2 separate regions of the Homo sapiens genome follow, and region 1 is linked to region 2. A link is a loop called in an ENCODE intact Hi-C map of the cell type or tissue named here. Cell type or tissue: Caco-2. All regions are shown on one strand. Links, peaks and the distances in the headings refer to the core of each region. The heading gives the core; the rest is flanking DNA.

Region 1 (7,723 bases), core at 1,751-6,750, 54 kb after region 2:
GGAATACAGTACTCTGCTATAGGGGTTTTCAAACTTTTGTTCACAGGACCTCTTTGCTGTCTTAACTCCTTGAGAACCCAAATGAGCTTAAGTATATGTGGCTTATATTTATCAATATTTTGGATTAGATATTATAACTAAGGGATTCTAAATTATTTAACAAATTTATTTAAAAATAAACCCATTACATGTTGATGAAATAATATATTTTTATGAGAAAATAACTATCTTCTAAGAACAAAAATCTTTACTGAAAAAAGTATTGTTTTACATTTTCACAGATTTCTTTAGTGTCTGATTTAAGGGAAGACAGCTGGATTCTTATATCTCCTTCTGCATTCAATCTGTTGTGCCTATTTTGGTTTATGTAGAAACTGGGCCTCATACAAATATGTAGCTGGAAAAGAAAGGATCATTTTAATACTCTTTTCAGGTAATTTTGGGTATTCTTCTCTAATACTGTACTAAAACTTGACAAATGGTAGTTTCTTAAGGATTTCTTACAAGGGAGAAAATGAAACAATATCAATGAACTTTCTGTACTGTAAAATACACTGGTCTATCTTGCATTTTGAATGGAACTGTTATCCACACGTGATTTTGTAACATCATACATTTGTCCCTTGGAAAATATTCATAGATTGAGTTATGCAGATCTTCCAAATAGTGACAGATTTTATTATTTGTTATCAAAATCATTGCATTTATTAATATTACCACTGATCTTATCAGAAAGGTTCTTCAGTACTGGGAAGCTGTCAAGCTCATGGTGGCAAATACAAGTTGGCAAAAATTCTAATTTTCCTTTGAAAGCTGGAATTTTATTATTGGCAACAGATACAGTGAGTTTTCATTGAAGTAATGGGCTTACTTTATATATTTTCAAGAAAATCTTTGCCAAATAACCAGTCTGGAAAACCATCATCTGCCTTTCAGTCATTCATTCAAATAAAAAAATGGTGTTCCATGAAAACAGCAGGTGGTTCAGCTTGCAACATAATCACACAAGTTCTTTTTCTTTGCAGAACCATCATACATCAGAAGTGCTTCATGTGTACTTCCTATTTTGTCACATAGAATATTAAAGATACGTAAGTTCAAGGGTTGAGGTTTAATAACATTTATAATTGTTATTGCTTGGTTACAGACCTTGAGTGAAACTGCCTGTTGTTTATGTTTTGAACTGGTACTGGGTAGTGGTAAAAAACAAAATGACTATTCATATAGTTGGGTGCCTCTGCCATTATTCATGCTAAGACACCAGCAGTTTGACCCGCCATCAGTCCAAATGGCAACACAGTAAATAAGGCCAATAACATGATAGAATTATTATGGAAATAGCTTTGACCTTTTGGACTTGAGACCCCCAAGAGTCTGTGGACCAACTTTAAAAACTGCTGTTCTATTACATATTTTCCAAATGCCTGGTTTGCATTATCAGATTTACTCTCATACTGTAACCCCATTATACTTCATCAAGAAGTGGGGCTATGCTACCTTTCCTCCCTTATCCAAACACCAAAACTAACCATATAGGTATCTTTACATTTGCCACATTTTAGTAATTCCTTATCCCAGTTCGCCATGACGAACATGTAGACATGAGCTTAATCCAAGCTGTAACCATGGTTACTGTTTTCCCCAGGCTGGCCCTACTTGTTGGGCCACAGCTGGCTCGTACCTGCTGTCTTGCCCATTGCTGCCCACCCTGCCATTCTCATGTGAGCTAGCCTCGGCTTCCTGAGGTTCCCTATGAGGTATCCTGAGCTCTGCATGGACACATCCTTCTACTGAATTTTAGTGCCATGACAGTGAGAATATCACCCGCATCCCTTAGTTGCAGTGTCAGTGCTTAAAGGTATTTGCTGAACTTACAATCATATTGGGAAATGTGAGTATTAAAGTCAAAACACTTCTGGAACCTAAACTCATACCTATTGTACTGATTTTTACCAGATAAAGGAAATGATGACACTTATTAGTTGGCTTGGATTTTAAAATATAAAGATCGTATTGAAGGTAGATGGATAGGAGGTGAAGTATTTGAAATGCGGCATTGGACCTGGGCTTACAAACTCCAGGTGTGATTCCTCCTCTTACCAGCTCTTTCACCTTCTGTGAGGTGAGCTACCTCTTTGAGCCTTATTTTTCTTGTCTGTAGGAGAGTGTTAATATTTACCCGTAAGTGTTGTAGGGAAGATTAATCTCGTTTTGTAGATAGCAGCTACCATACTGTGTGGACATAGTAGATAACTATTTTAAAAATCATAATTTATAAATTTGGTAATTAGACATTTACAGATCTGATTTCAGCTGTCATATACGGTTGCATTATTATAGTGTGAATTCATGCCCCCATGATTTTAAAAAGTGGTGTTTTTGGCATGTGTGCATTCGCTGAAGTTGTAAAACACATTTTTTAAGTGTACAAGTAATGGACAGCAGATGAGAAACAGATTGCAAAAACTCTTTTCAGTATCCAAACATGACAGTAAACTCATATTGTTCAAAGAATAGGGCCCTTAATTGGGTGGGATTTTTATTTGATTTATGACCTGAGGCTAATACTGTGGCTTGGATATGTTCTAACCCCATGACTGTCTAATAGCTTACATATATGTTGGGTAGTAATGCCAGTGGATAGGTTTTATTCTGAGAACCTTCATTCTTAACTCAAATCTCAAAAATAGATGACAAGGCAGAAAATATTTGGGGTGATAAGATTGAATATGGAATAGAGCATCAATTGCTTGCTCTCAGATACTAGTCTTTTTTGTTTTTCAAGTAATGGAGAAACCATATATTATTTTCATCTGGGAGTGTCTGTTGTGTTTGCATGCACCAGATGAGCTGGAGAAGTTGTGGCCTGCAAGTAACATAAAGCAAATAAAATTTTTGCCAGACGGGGCATAACTAAATGCTTACCACCCTCCCTGAAAGTTAGTTACGTTTTGATCATTGGTCTGCTATATTGAATGCTGATTTTTTTTTCCAGTTTGACATGATAGTAAGTGACATTGCATTGTATAAAAAGGATATTTTTATTTACACACACTTAAAAATGGATCCTGGGTTTTAAGGAAATTTCCTTTTAAGCACATTTTGGCTCTGGTAAAATCTATTCTGAAGAACTTATAGGCAAATAGCTTTTGAGAATTTGGACTCATTAGCAGGGCTTATTTCTTTGGCTATATTTCCTGATAATAGTTTTCTGTAAGCTATGTGAATGTCAGAGAGCAGAAATAGTCAGAATTTTTCTTCTGAGCTCATTAGTGAATGCATACAGGATGAGGTAGCCTGAAACAGTTTGAGGTATAATCAGTGTCTTCTCACTCTCTCCTTTTCTTTCATCTCATTCTTTACCATGTTTGTTGGGCATTAGTTTAAAAGCCTAGCATTTAATAGGAACTTTGGCATATGTAAATATTTTCTAGGTTCAGTTTTAGCAAATCCGTTGCTCTCATGAAGACTGTAGAGAAAATGTTTGTACTGATTTAGGAATGTTAAGAATGTGGTGGGGAGTGGCTCTTCAGAATACTGCAGTGTGGTAATCATGTTTGTGGCTATGATTTTCTTGTTTTTGTTTTTTTTTTTGTCTTTGTTCTTTCATCTCAGCTTTTCAAAATCTTTAGAAAATATAAGATATTCCCATTTTAGGGTTTAGAAAATGACTCAAATATATGCATATAGTTGTGAAAGGTGTTGAGATAGCCTCAAATAATAAGCTATATCTTTTGACCATATTATAGGTGGGGTCTCTGCCTGGGAATGACCCACCCTCAAGCTGTTTGGCTCCTGTTAAAAGGACTAGAAGGGCTCTGCCAGAGGAACAAGGATGCTCTTCCTGGTGTGGCTCTTCTGTGGCATCTGGTTCAGGGCTGTGGTCCCACTCCCAATGGCAGATTTTCTTATTTTAGAGGGAGTGAGTCACATTCCTCAACCAGTGGATGAAAAATTCCAGCCATTCCAATTATCCACGCCTATGATCCCTTCTGTTTTACACAGATCATTGAGTCCCAACTCACTAGACCAAGACTCAGGGAAATCATGCTATGATCTTGGCTGTGCCATTGGCCAATTTTGTGACCTCAGGGAGTGTGTAAAATCTGGGTCTCAATTTCCTCATCTGTAAAATGAAGTAATTAGAAGAAAGGCCCTTTTTGATGACACAGTCTGTGACCTCTAACTGGTAATTTTTATAAGTATTCTCACAAGAAAGCTGTGGTTGCAAGAAACTAGAAATTAGTGGGATAAATGAGATCTAACATAGGCATCGATTAGCGTACTTCTTACCAAGTTTTAGAGGGCTCCAAGGAATATCTTGGGCTGTATATGTGATATAGCAAACTTTAAAGAGTTTGTGACTGTGACATTGTCCTCTCACAGAGTATAAAGCTGTTCAGTAACTATTTATGGAATGATGAATGAGTTTGCCTGATGCCTACTGGTATGAATTTTCCTTCTTGAACTTACTCTGGTACTAACCATTCTTTGTCTGAATATGATGATCTTTTCCATGCAGCAGTCACCAGTAGTAATGGACTTGACTGCCTGTGGAGCCCAGGCAATCTTTATAATGATGGATTGGGCTCTCAAGTGGGGGAGTAAAGCATTTTAAGTTGATGAAGACATTGCCCCTGCTCTTGAGAAAGAAACAAATAAGCAACTAATCATAGAGGCAAAATGAAATAATAGATGTAATCAAAATGTGAACAAGGTAATGGTGGGTGCGATGGAATAATAAATTAATTCTAATTGGAGAACTGAGGAAGGATTCATATGTGAGATGAAGAGTCATGAAGGTTGGACCTAGAGAGATACTCTCTAATATTAAACTAGAGAGGGAAAAATAAAAGGTAATTTCAGCAAAGGAGAAGGGCTTTTTGGATTAAAGCAGTAGTAGGACTCCAAATATGTCACTATAGGAAGGGCATGGAATATTTGGAGAAAAGTGAGTCGATGTAGAGAAACCAATAGGTGGCTATTGCTGTAGTGAGAGCAAGAGATGATGGTTAACTTGGCCCAGAGAGTAGTTGTAAGAGTGAAGGGAAGTGAACAGCTTGAGATAGATTTAGAAGATAAAGTCAATAGAATTTGTCGATGGATATCATAAGGGGGGTTATAGAGAGGGGTATAGATGAATCCTAGAATTTTGGCTCACACAAGTGGGAAACTATCACCATTTGCTATGAAAAAAAAACACCTAAGGTGTAGAATGCCATGCACTCAGTTTTGGGCATGTAGGTTTAGGCATCTATGTTGAGATGTAAGGTTGGAGCCCTCAGTAATAAGTCATGGTAGAAATGTGTTTGGGAGCCATCCAGGTTAAAGTCCTAGCGGTAGATGAGCTTACTGGAGAGAAAACAGAGATATGGAAAAGTAGAGTCATGTATCTAGGACTGAGTGAACATTGAGGGATTTGGATGTAAAGGCTGAGCAGAAGATGCTGATTGACAAAGGAAACTGAGAACTGGACATATGCATTGAATGGTGTGAATATAAGGGAGACAGCTTATGTCCGGATACCCATCTGGGAGAGAGGATGAGGAAATGCTGAGTAGGCCATGGTAAGGCAAGAGAATGGCAGAAAGACTTAATCATGGGTGTTATAAAAATTACTTAGGAGTGGTCTTAAAATTACTGGGGATATTTCTCTTTGATTAGAGTTCACTAGGCTGGAATCTTCATAAAAGCAGGGGCTGTGTTCCCTTGTTCATTACTGTAACTGCAGCAAGCTCAGTGCCTCTGCATAGAAATCACCCAATACATGATGTTGGCAAATGCTCAAATATTTGTTTTTTTTAAACTCAATTTTTTTACCTTAAATATTTTTTTTTACCTCAAATTCCTCAGATATCATGTGTTTTCCTTGACTCTGAATATTACCTCCATGCATATAACTTACCAATGTGTATGTCCTAGGTCTGACCTCTCTTCTGAGTTCCAGTCCCAGATTTTTAGCTGCCTGTTAGACTTCTTTACCTGGATCACTTGGAGGCATCTCACATTCAATTAAGGCAAATACTGAACTTGACTCACATTTTCCACCTTCCCATTCTGTCACTCATGCTTTCTTCTTTGTTACAGATCTTATAATGGACTCTCTTCTAGTCTAATTTTTTGTGTGCATGTGAATGTGTGTGCTTGTGTGTGTGAGAGCCTCTGCCTTCCATGGGGGAGTCACAAATAGTGAAAAAGGCAGTCACACATAGTGAGAAAAGGCAGCGCTTTCATAGAATCTTTATATTCCCACTATGCCTTATGCTGTGCCTTTCATGTAGTCACACTAAATAACAGTTTGGTTTAAATCAGGGTTTGTTAACAAGCCATATAAATTTTTGGACTCTGCCTTTTAGCATGTGAAAGACTTGTGAAGATTTCAAAGACAAATAAGAAAAAGTATGCCTAACGAGGTGTATATATAAAGAGAGTTAAAACATTGGTGATTCTTGTATGGACAGAAGAAAGCAGGGGATCATTTGATAATAAACCTACATTTCTGTTGTGGAAGGAGGTGTAAATAAATGAAAAGCCTTCTTTCAAGTCTATGAAGTCTTATTTACTGTGGAGGCATTCTAATCATTTCCCCAATCTGAAAGGACTGAATAAGCAGGAGAGAGAGGAGAGAGTTGGTCTGGAAATATTTTCCCCATGGTGAGCATAGCTCTAAAGGTCAATGGATGGACTGATGCAGTCAGCTGGTGACACTTGAATGGCCTTACCCAGCTGGCATCTGTTCTGATTGATTAGCGCTTCTGTGCTTTAGATTAGAAGTTATTATTGAAATATGTGTTTGGCTCACTTTGAATTCTTATTGACTCAGTTAGTTTACGTTTCATTTCAATTCTAGATTTTCCATCTCTGTTTCATACCTCTGTTGTCTCATGGACTGTTTAAAAACTAATGCTTTCCTTGAGTAAGATTCTCCAGAATGTCAGGCCCAGAAGTTGAATTTGACTCAACGTTTCCTGAAGATTGGACTTCTAAATTAACACTAAAAGTTTCCGAAGATATGTTTTTTAGTTACGTCATCAGCTTAATTTGTAACCCTTTTCATTCCAAATACATCTCTGAGGTAAGTCTTCTAGCACACTGACTTTTATTTACATTTAATTCGGAATATTCTTAGTGCTGTTAAGACACCTTTTTCATAAAAAAGACAATACATTCCGTCCTTATGGTTGGCAGAGTAACACCATCTGAAAGATGTCTACTTCCTAGTCCCTAGAACATTTGTATATGTGATGTTACATGACAAATGAGAATTAAGGTAACATATGAAATTAAGATTGGTCAGTTTACTTTAAGCTAGAGAGATTAACCTGGTGGGCTCAGTGTAATCACAGGGGTCTTTATTTGTGGAAGAGGGAAGCAGGAGAGAAGGTCAGACTTGACTGGCCATTTATGGTTTTGAAGTTGGAAGGGACCAAAGAGCTAAAGAATGTGGGCAACCTCTTCAGAAGGTAGAAAAAGCAAGTTAATGAATCCTCCCTTGGAGCCTCCAGAAAGGAATTCAGGTCCACTCACATCTTGATGTTCACCTAGTAAGATCCACGCCTGACTTCAGGCCTGCAGAATTAGAAGATAATAAATCAGTGTTATTGCAGTCCACTAAGTTGGTAGGTAATTTGTAACCGGAGAAATAGGAAACCAGTAGAACCCTTCTTTATTTCAGTTTGGTGATATGAATGTGTTGCTTCTTACATTCTAGATACCAGGCATT
Region 2 (7,723 bases), core at 1,594-6,593:
GGATATGAGGGGGATGGCTACACTAAAGATCAGCTGTTCTGAGTGCCCAGAGAACTGGAGTTAAGGGTGTAGCCTCACACTCCTTCAGGGACCTGTACTAACAGACTTCGCGAGAGAGGGATTCACTGTAAATAGGTTGCTTAGAGTTCTGTTCCTTGGGAGTTTTACAGCTGATCTAGATGACTGGAAGAATAGACCTGTTCATGTAAATTGTAATCCTGTTAAAGCTATGGCATTTATTAAGGACTTGGACCCCTTTGACAATTTGGACATTTAGGAACCCTCAGTCTAGAATGATGCCCATGTGCACACCCTGTTGTGTTTAAAGTGTTCAATGGGACCCTTAGTTTAGAATCCTGGCAGCACAGGCAAGGAGAAGTTTGCAAGATGGTTTGCAGCCCCAGCAGTTAGCTACTGCATAAATATCTGTGATGATAAAGAGTGGATGTATTGGTGGCTTCAGACAGGCAACAGGGGGGAATTTGTTTTTAATTTTAGGCATTTTAAACAGCACAGGCTTGTGGATTTAAAAAAATATTTGCATTAACACAACACTAAATATTGTAAGGGGCAAGGAAAGTTTACAGCAAAGCACATTTGCTTGGGGAGAAGGTTTCTATGGCTCTCCACTAGCTGTTACATGTTTATATCCTCCAAAACTTTCACTCTGGCTTTTTTCCCGGGAAAGAAATATCTGCCCTTTCCCATTCTTCTACCCTTAGTGTGTGTGGGTGGCTGTGCATCTCCATGGGGAGGACACGGAATAAAGCTGTGCAGCATGCTCCTTTGCTCCCAGAATCTCAAGCCAAAAGGAATTGTTCTGAATTGGCTGGGTCTTATTTTCTCAGTGCTATGCCTGGAAGGAGACAGGATCAGGGTGTGATGTGTCCTGAAAGCATAAACTCTTTATTAGCACAGATAAATCAGTTGGTTGGCTCAGTAGATTTTTGGGAGTGTTGGTGACATTCATTTCACAGGGATCTCAAATTATCCAGGAATTACCCAGACAGTAGATTATGATGCCCTGACTCTGGCAATATCTGCTGTTACTCCCCCTCCTCCCTGCTCCTGCATATGCATACAAGACTTCTATGCTTTTGCAGTGTGATGATATTGGGGAAGCTGCAAGGGTTTTAGTCTTTAAGTTTCTCAGAGCAAAAGAAGAATGGATACAATTTACTGTGTTGTGGGTGAGAGAGAACTGTGAAACCTGATTTAAAACAAAAGTGTGGGCCTGTGTCTTCAATAATCTGACTTTGTCTCCCTGTAGCATAAATAATTCCAGTTGTATAATTATGGCTATTCAGGTAATACCCTGTTATATTGCTCTGGAGTTATACTCCTTTTAAGATTTGCTAGTTAAAAGTTGTCACTTTATTCAGACTTTTGTTTTTAAAGTTAAATTAAAATGTTCTTAAGGTAGTTTATTCTCCAGGAGGCAGGATTAGCCTTTCTCAGTAGATATTTGGATCTATTTGGAAAGTTTTGATTTTTAAAATTAAGTCTTTGAGTGTATCAAGTTAAAGCATAATGTATTCTAACATCAACTTATTTTTTATGAATCCCAAAATATTTTGCTACATATTCTGCAATTGGAAAATGGCATCTCGGAAGGATTAAAGTTCCATATGCTAAAGGAGACACCAAACTCTGTAAAATATTTCAAAAGGCTTATTCTGAGCCAATATGAGTGACCATGGCCTGGGGAACAGTCTCAAGAGGTCCTGGGAAGGTGTGCCCAAGGTGGTCAGGTTATAGTTTGGTTTTATACATTTTAGGGAGACAGAAAGTGTAAGTAAAATAATAAATTAATATATGGAAGATGTACATTGGTTTAGCCTAAAGAACTGGGATATCTTGAAGTAGTCGGGAGTGGGGGTTACAGGTCATGGGAGGATTCAAAGCTTTTCTAGTTGAAAATTGGTTGAAAGAGTTATGCTTTTTCTAAATGAAGTCAGTAGTAAGAAATGTTTGAGTTAAGATAAGGGGAGTTATATAGTCCAGTGTTCTTGCTGTGTAGATGAAGCCTCCAGGTAGCATCCTTCAGAGAGAATAGATGATAAATGTCTCTTTTTGAACCTTAAAGGTGTCAGACTCTCATCTAATCTCTTCTAGATGCAGGAAAGACCTAGAAAGGGTCTTTCCTTTAAATAAGAGATTAAATGAGAGACCTGGCTGTATTAGCAGACATTCTCTACATATGCAAATTTCCCTTAAAAGAGAAGGCTTTATAGGGTCATTTCAAGATATGAAAAAATATATGTCAAATAAATATATGTTGAAGTAAGATATTTTGATTTCCTTCAGGGTCTACATGTGACTCTATACCAGAGTCAGGTTGGAACTTGGTGTCTTATTGCCACAAAGCGTCTGTTTTTTCAGTCTTATGATGCCAATTTCAATGTTAATGCTGGCCAGTTATGCCTAAACTCCCAGAGAGAAGAGGTTTAAGGAGGTTTGTCCCACCTCCCTTCCCATCGTGGCTGGAAATTCAGTTTTTCAGGTTTCTCTGGAGTCCCCTTGGCCATGAGGGACATCCATTCAGACAGTTGGGGGGCTTAGGATTTCATTTTTGGTTTACAAGTAGTACTAAACAATTATTAAATCTGTTCTTCTTAATGTAATATGGCAAATATTTACAATGATTTGTTAAGTAGTCTATCGGCATTATTCTGACTTATTGTTCCCTTGTCCTTTTTATGGAGTCTCCCTCTGTTGCCTAGGCTGGAGGGCAGTGGCACGGTCTTGGCTTACTGCAACCTCGACCTCCCATGTTAAAGCGATTCTCCTGCGTCAGCCTCCCGAGTGGCTGGGATTACAGATGCACACCACCATGCCCAGCTAATTTTTGTATTTTTAGTAGAGACTGGGCTTTGCCATCTTGGCCAGACATCTTGGTCTCAAACTCCTGACCTCAGGTGATCCACCCGCATTGGCCTCCCAAAGTGCTGGGATTACAGGCAGGAGCCACCGTGCCTGCCCCTTGTCCTTCATAGAACCACTTTGATATGTTAGTCTACTTCAGGACAGGTGCCTCTTCTCTCTCTAGATAGAAGGAGAAACATCATCTCCCCACCTCTGAGCACCCTAAGAACAAATACATGGCCAGTGGTTCCAATCCATGTTACAGCTGTCCAACAATTGGAAGTATTTATTATTTACATAACAGTATTTCTAGTATATAAAATTCAGTTGATATATGCTTGATACAATTTACTCAGATTTTTGAAGATTCCAAAGACATTTTACAATGTACACTGAAAATGATTGTTCCCAAACTGCATTTCCTGCTTTTCGAAATCATTTCTCTCATACCATCCCTCCAGCAGCGGTCAGAGAATTGAGTAGCACTTTTTTTTGGCAGAATAATTCTATATCCAGGTCAGTGAGAGTTTTCTTGTTCATACTTTGATGTTTTGTAAATACAAAACAAAATTCTTATTCTGATCTCAGTCCTGTTAGGGGAGTGGTTAGCTCAGCATGAGTCCTAATGTATCAGAGATGAAGGGAAATTGGTTGGGAGACTACTCCTGGGACCAGGTGAGAAGCAGCTAGTGTCATTCCGAATGTGCTACAGAGGAAGAAATCCTTGTAGCCCTCTATGGTACTTACTTAGAAACATCCTATTAAAATTTGCTACATAGTTAAAACTGACATTTTGACCCCTGTCTAAGAAAGTGGGGAAACCCTTGTCATGAATAATGCTATGTACAGCAGCAGATTAGGACTTCTACCTTTTATCTCGCTTTCGACTCTAAGGTAGCATTCCATTCTCTGTCACTTTGGTTAAAATGTTACTTTGGAAGGCAGAGGTCATTTGGAGATTGTCTCGTGGTATGTAAATAAAACTAATATAAAAAGTCTGTTTTAAAGTTATACGACCTCTCCTGTTCTTCCTCATCTCCTTTATAAGGTTTATAACTTGCAGACTTTTAGCATCAGTAAGATTATAATATGTAAGATATATATAAACAACGAAAGGAAGAAAATGGGAAAGCAGTCCCATATTCTTAATGTTCTTACTATATACATGTATGGACTAATTCGGACAAAGTCTCCAATTATTTTAAAATATACTGATCCACTTTTAAAAATCCATTTGCGTACATCCCATATCTAAAAGTTGTGTAGGGTATAGGAACAACAACAACTATATAAATCTATATCTATATCTATATATATGTGCAAGCTTGCAGGATATCGCAAAAATGAATTGAGTGGATCTTTGATGGTTAAGGTTGAGTCTGTTCAAAGCCTATTGACTTTTAAACCAGGAGTCTCAGACTCAGATCATTTCAGGAGTTAGACAAGTAACTGGTGAAATATGCATCTGTTGCATTTTAGACAGTGAGAATTTCCTTCATTTCTACACAGATGTCATATTGATTATTCTTGAAATATGAGATCTTCTTGATCTGTCTTCTGTTTCTTATTTATAGGAGTATGTGCAGAGAAATACACACTATTTGGTGTGAGATGTGAGATACTAAATGTTGTAGACACTGGGATGTCCCAGCTCAGCAGCAGCTGGTTGTTGCCTCGATGTAGAATGCAGGCCACCAGTGGCCCGACTTTTGCTTTTACCAGATGAGATGGCAGCCTGGTTCTTTTGCAGTTTGGCCTGATTTTTAAGCAACAGGAACAACAACAAACCATATAGCCCAAGGAGTATAGACCTGTAGGTGGACTGCATCAGCCTGCGGGTGCCCAGTTTGTGATCTCTGGTGAAACGTTAGATAGGAGACTGTCTTTTCTTCCCAGTTATGTTTAGTTTAGAACAAAAATTGGATGGGAAATTCTCAAAATTTACAAATACATTTCTTTGATCTTCTTAGCTTTTCATAGATTGGTTTGCTTTGTCAACAAAAATTTACAACTTCCAATTTTCTTTGCAATTGTCTGTGCATGTATATATCTGTATTTTGTTAATATGTATTTATAAAGTTAAGTGTGTATTCCTCTTATTGATATTTTAAATATTTTAAATTTATTTTAAACTCACTGAAGTAAGACATGTAAAACTGCATGTATTACAAGGTTTTTAACAAATATCAGCAATGCCATGCCCCACCCACCCCTCCCTACTCTTTGGAAGCAACCACTTTCAACTTGTGTTTCTTCTCATTTATCAGCAATATGCTTGAGTGAATATTTCTTGATTTTTAATATTAAGACCTTTTCAGGTGATCTATGATAAATAATAGTTTAGTTCTTTTTTATTTTTTCTTCCCAGTTCCCATCCCTCATTCTCTCTTCCTATGCATCCTGCTTCATTAATTAAAAATGTTGGTGAGATCAGTATTCAGTTTTTGTATTAGTATGATGATAAAATATTGTTGAAAGCTGAGTCACACAGGATACTTGTACATGTATTTTTTTTCTCTTTCCCTGGTTTTATAATGGTTTCATTTTGTTTGTTTAGTGATATTTCTTTAAATATATTTCAGACATGTCTGGTCAATTTCTGGGAAAGGATTCTCAGGAGATATATTTTTTTTGACATTTATGTCTGAAAATGTCTATTCTTTACTCATGCTTTATTACAAAGGTTTGAAATTCTAGGTTGAAGTCATTCTCTTTCAGAATTTTGAAGGCAGTATGCTATTATTTTCAGTTTTCAGTATTATTGTTGAGAAGGCCACCTTTTACCTGCCTTGTACCTCCAAGCCTCTGCATTTTCCGCCTCCAGTTCTTTGAAATTTCATGATGTCTGTGGGTTTTTAAACCATTTATTGTCCTGTGCACTTTGAGCATTTATTAGAGCCTTTCAATCTGTAGATTTTCAGTTTTGGGAAACATTATTTCTTTATCCTTCGCCTATTCTCAAGACACACAGTTTTTCAGTTGTTCTCTTTCTGGTTCTGTTATTGCGTTTTGGACCTTCTGGAGCACTCTTCTAATTTTCTTTTTTTTGGCCACCTATTTTCCCTTTCTTTGTCTTTTTGTTGTATTCTCTGTAACATTTTCTAAGGTTTATCTTAACTTTCTATTGACTTTAAATTTTGCCATCAAAAGTTTTATTTTTAAGAGCTCTTTGTTGCTTTATGAACTTTGTTTTATTCCTTTTAAGCATAGCTATTGTATGGGTGCAATATTTGTTCATTTCTCTGAGGGTATAAAAGTCTTTTTGAAGTTTTCTTCTGCTGTTTGCCTTATTGATCTTTCCTTAGGGTTATTTATTTTTTCTTTTTATTTATGTTAGTCTCCTCTGGCTTTTATGGTACAGGATTCCCACAAATGCTGGGTGAACCTTACATTGTTCATATTTGAGTGAGTCTCTAGTCTGTCCTTCGTGATTGGTGGTGGTTTTCCCTGTGAGGTAATTCTGTGTCTTGTTGGGCCCCTTAAATGTCTAGATTTATAGGTTTGGATTTTTTTTTTAACTGATTCGTGTCTCTATAGAGCAGCAGTTCCTTAACCATTAGTCTCATGACCTTTTTACACACTTAAAAATTGAGGACTTTATAGACTAGTACTGTCCAATAGAAATATAATGCAAATCAAAAATACAAGCTACATATGCAATTTAAAAGTTTCTAGTAGCTACAGTAAGTTTAAAAACGTAAAGCTGATATTTCCCAATAAATCCAAAATATTTTTAACATGTAACTAATATAAAAATCGAGCAATATTACATTTTTTTATACTGTCTTTAAAATCCAATATATATTTTATACTTAGAGTATATCTCAATTCAGACTAATCATATTTCAAGGGTTCAGGGGCCACATGTGACTAGTCACCACCATGTGGACAGCCCAGCTATGGAGCTTCTGTTTATGTGAGTTATATCTACTAATATTTACTGTATTGGAAACTAAAACTGAGATATTACAAAAATAGTCACTTCATTTTAAAATAATGCCAAAACTCACTTCATGTTAACACAGTGATATGGTCTAGGTCTGTGTCCCCACCCAAATTTTATGTTGAATTGTAATCCCCATTGTTGGAGGTGGGGCCTGTTGGGGGATATTTAAATCATGGGGGCAGTTTCTCATGAGTGGTTTAGTACCATCCTCTTGGTGCTGTCCTGGTGATAGTTCTCACAAGATCTGGTTGTTTAAAAGTGTGTGGTACCTCCTCATTCTCTCTCTCTTGCTCCTGCTCCTCCTCCCGCTTCACCTTCTGCCATGATTGGAAGCTTCCTGAGGTTTTCCCAGAAGCAGATGCTTGTGTTATGCTTCCTCTATATCCTGCAGAACCATGAGCCAATTAAAACTCTTTCTTTATAAATTATGCAATCTCAGGTATTTCTTTATAGCAATGCAAGAACGGCCTAATACACGCAAATTACTCACTTTTATGTGAGGTAAATGTTTTTCCAAGACAGAATTTATTAAGAGTGGTGTTTTACATTTTTGCAGATCTTAATGTTTGTCTTAATGTAGAAGATAGTTAGATCTTCATATCTGCTTTAGCGTTCAATCTTTTTTTAATATGTTATTTTTCTTTTAAGTATAGAAAGAAATTCTGGCCCTCACAAACAGGTAGTTGGAAAAGGGATGAATATTTTCATAGTCTTTTCAGATAATTCTGGATGTTCTCCTTTGATACTACACCAAAACTCAGCAATTGGTGGTTTCTTAAAGGTTAGTTGCAATGCGGAATCTAAAATCATATCAATGCTTTTCCTATTCTGTCACATTAAAATCCATTTGTCTGTCTTGTCCTTTGAATGCCTCTTTTATACATGAATGAGTTTGTAACTTGTTATAACACA

The links. A loop is a pair of places that touch in the nucleus more often than their neighbours do. Peaks named below come from ENCODE experiments on the same cell type or tissue, not always from the same donor. Only the 100,000 strongest peaks of a DNase experiment are listed, where the experiment ranks them.
Region 1: a loop joins it to region 2, with 5 times the contacts of the local background. A loop is called at or near these places in 3 of 110 quality-filtered maps.

What each region holds. Positions count from the first base shown.
Region 1 is chr2:204,661,528-204,669,250 of GRCh38, forward strand. The region is part of intron 1 of PARD3B (par-3 family cell polarity regulator beta); the gene reads left to right. It overlaps LOC124907968 (a long non-coding RNA gene), which reads right to left. Exons shown (of 2, transcript XR_007088057.1): 2 at 7,336-7,569. Among named protein-coding and RNA genes, the nearest start is that of PARD3B, 120 kb to the left of the region's middle. RefSeq lists an enhancer at 3,201-3,768. In Caco-2, for the core only: no CTCF peak of the experiment used is centred there; a DNase peak (open chromatin) is centred at 3,934.
Region 2 is chr2:204,607,678-204,615,400 of GRCh38, forward strand. All of the region lies in intron 1 of PARD3B (par-3 family cell polarity regulator beta), which reads left to right. Among named protein-coding and RNA genes, the nearest start is that of PARD3B, 66 kb to the left of the region's middle. In Caco-2, for the core only: no CTCF peak of the experiment used is centred there; a DNase peak (open chromatin) is centred at 3,564.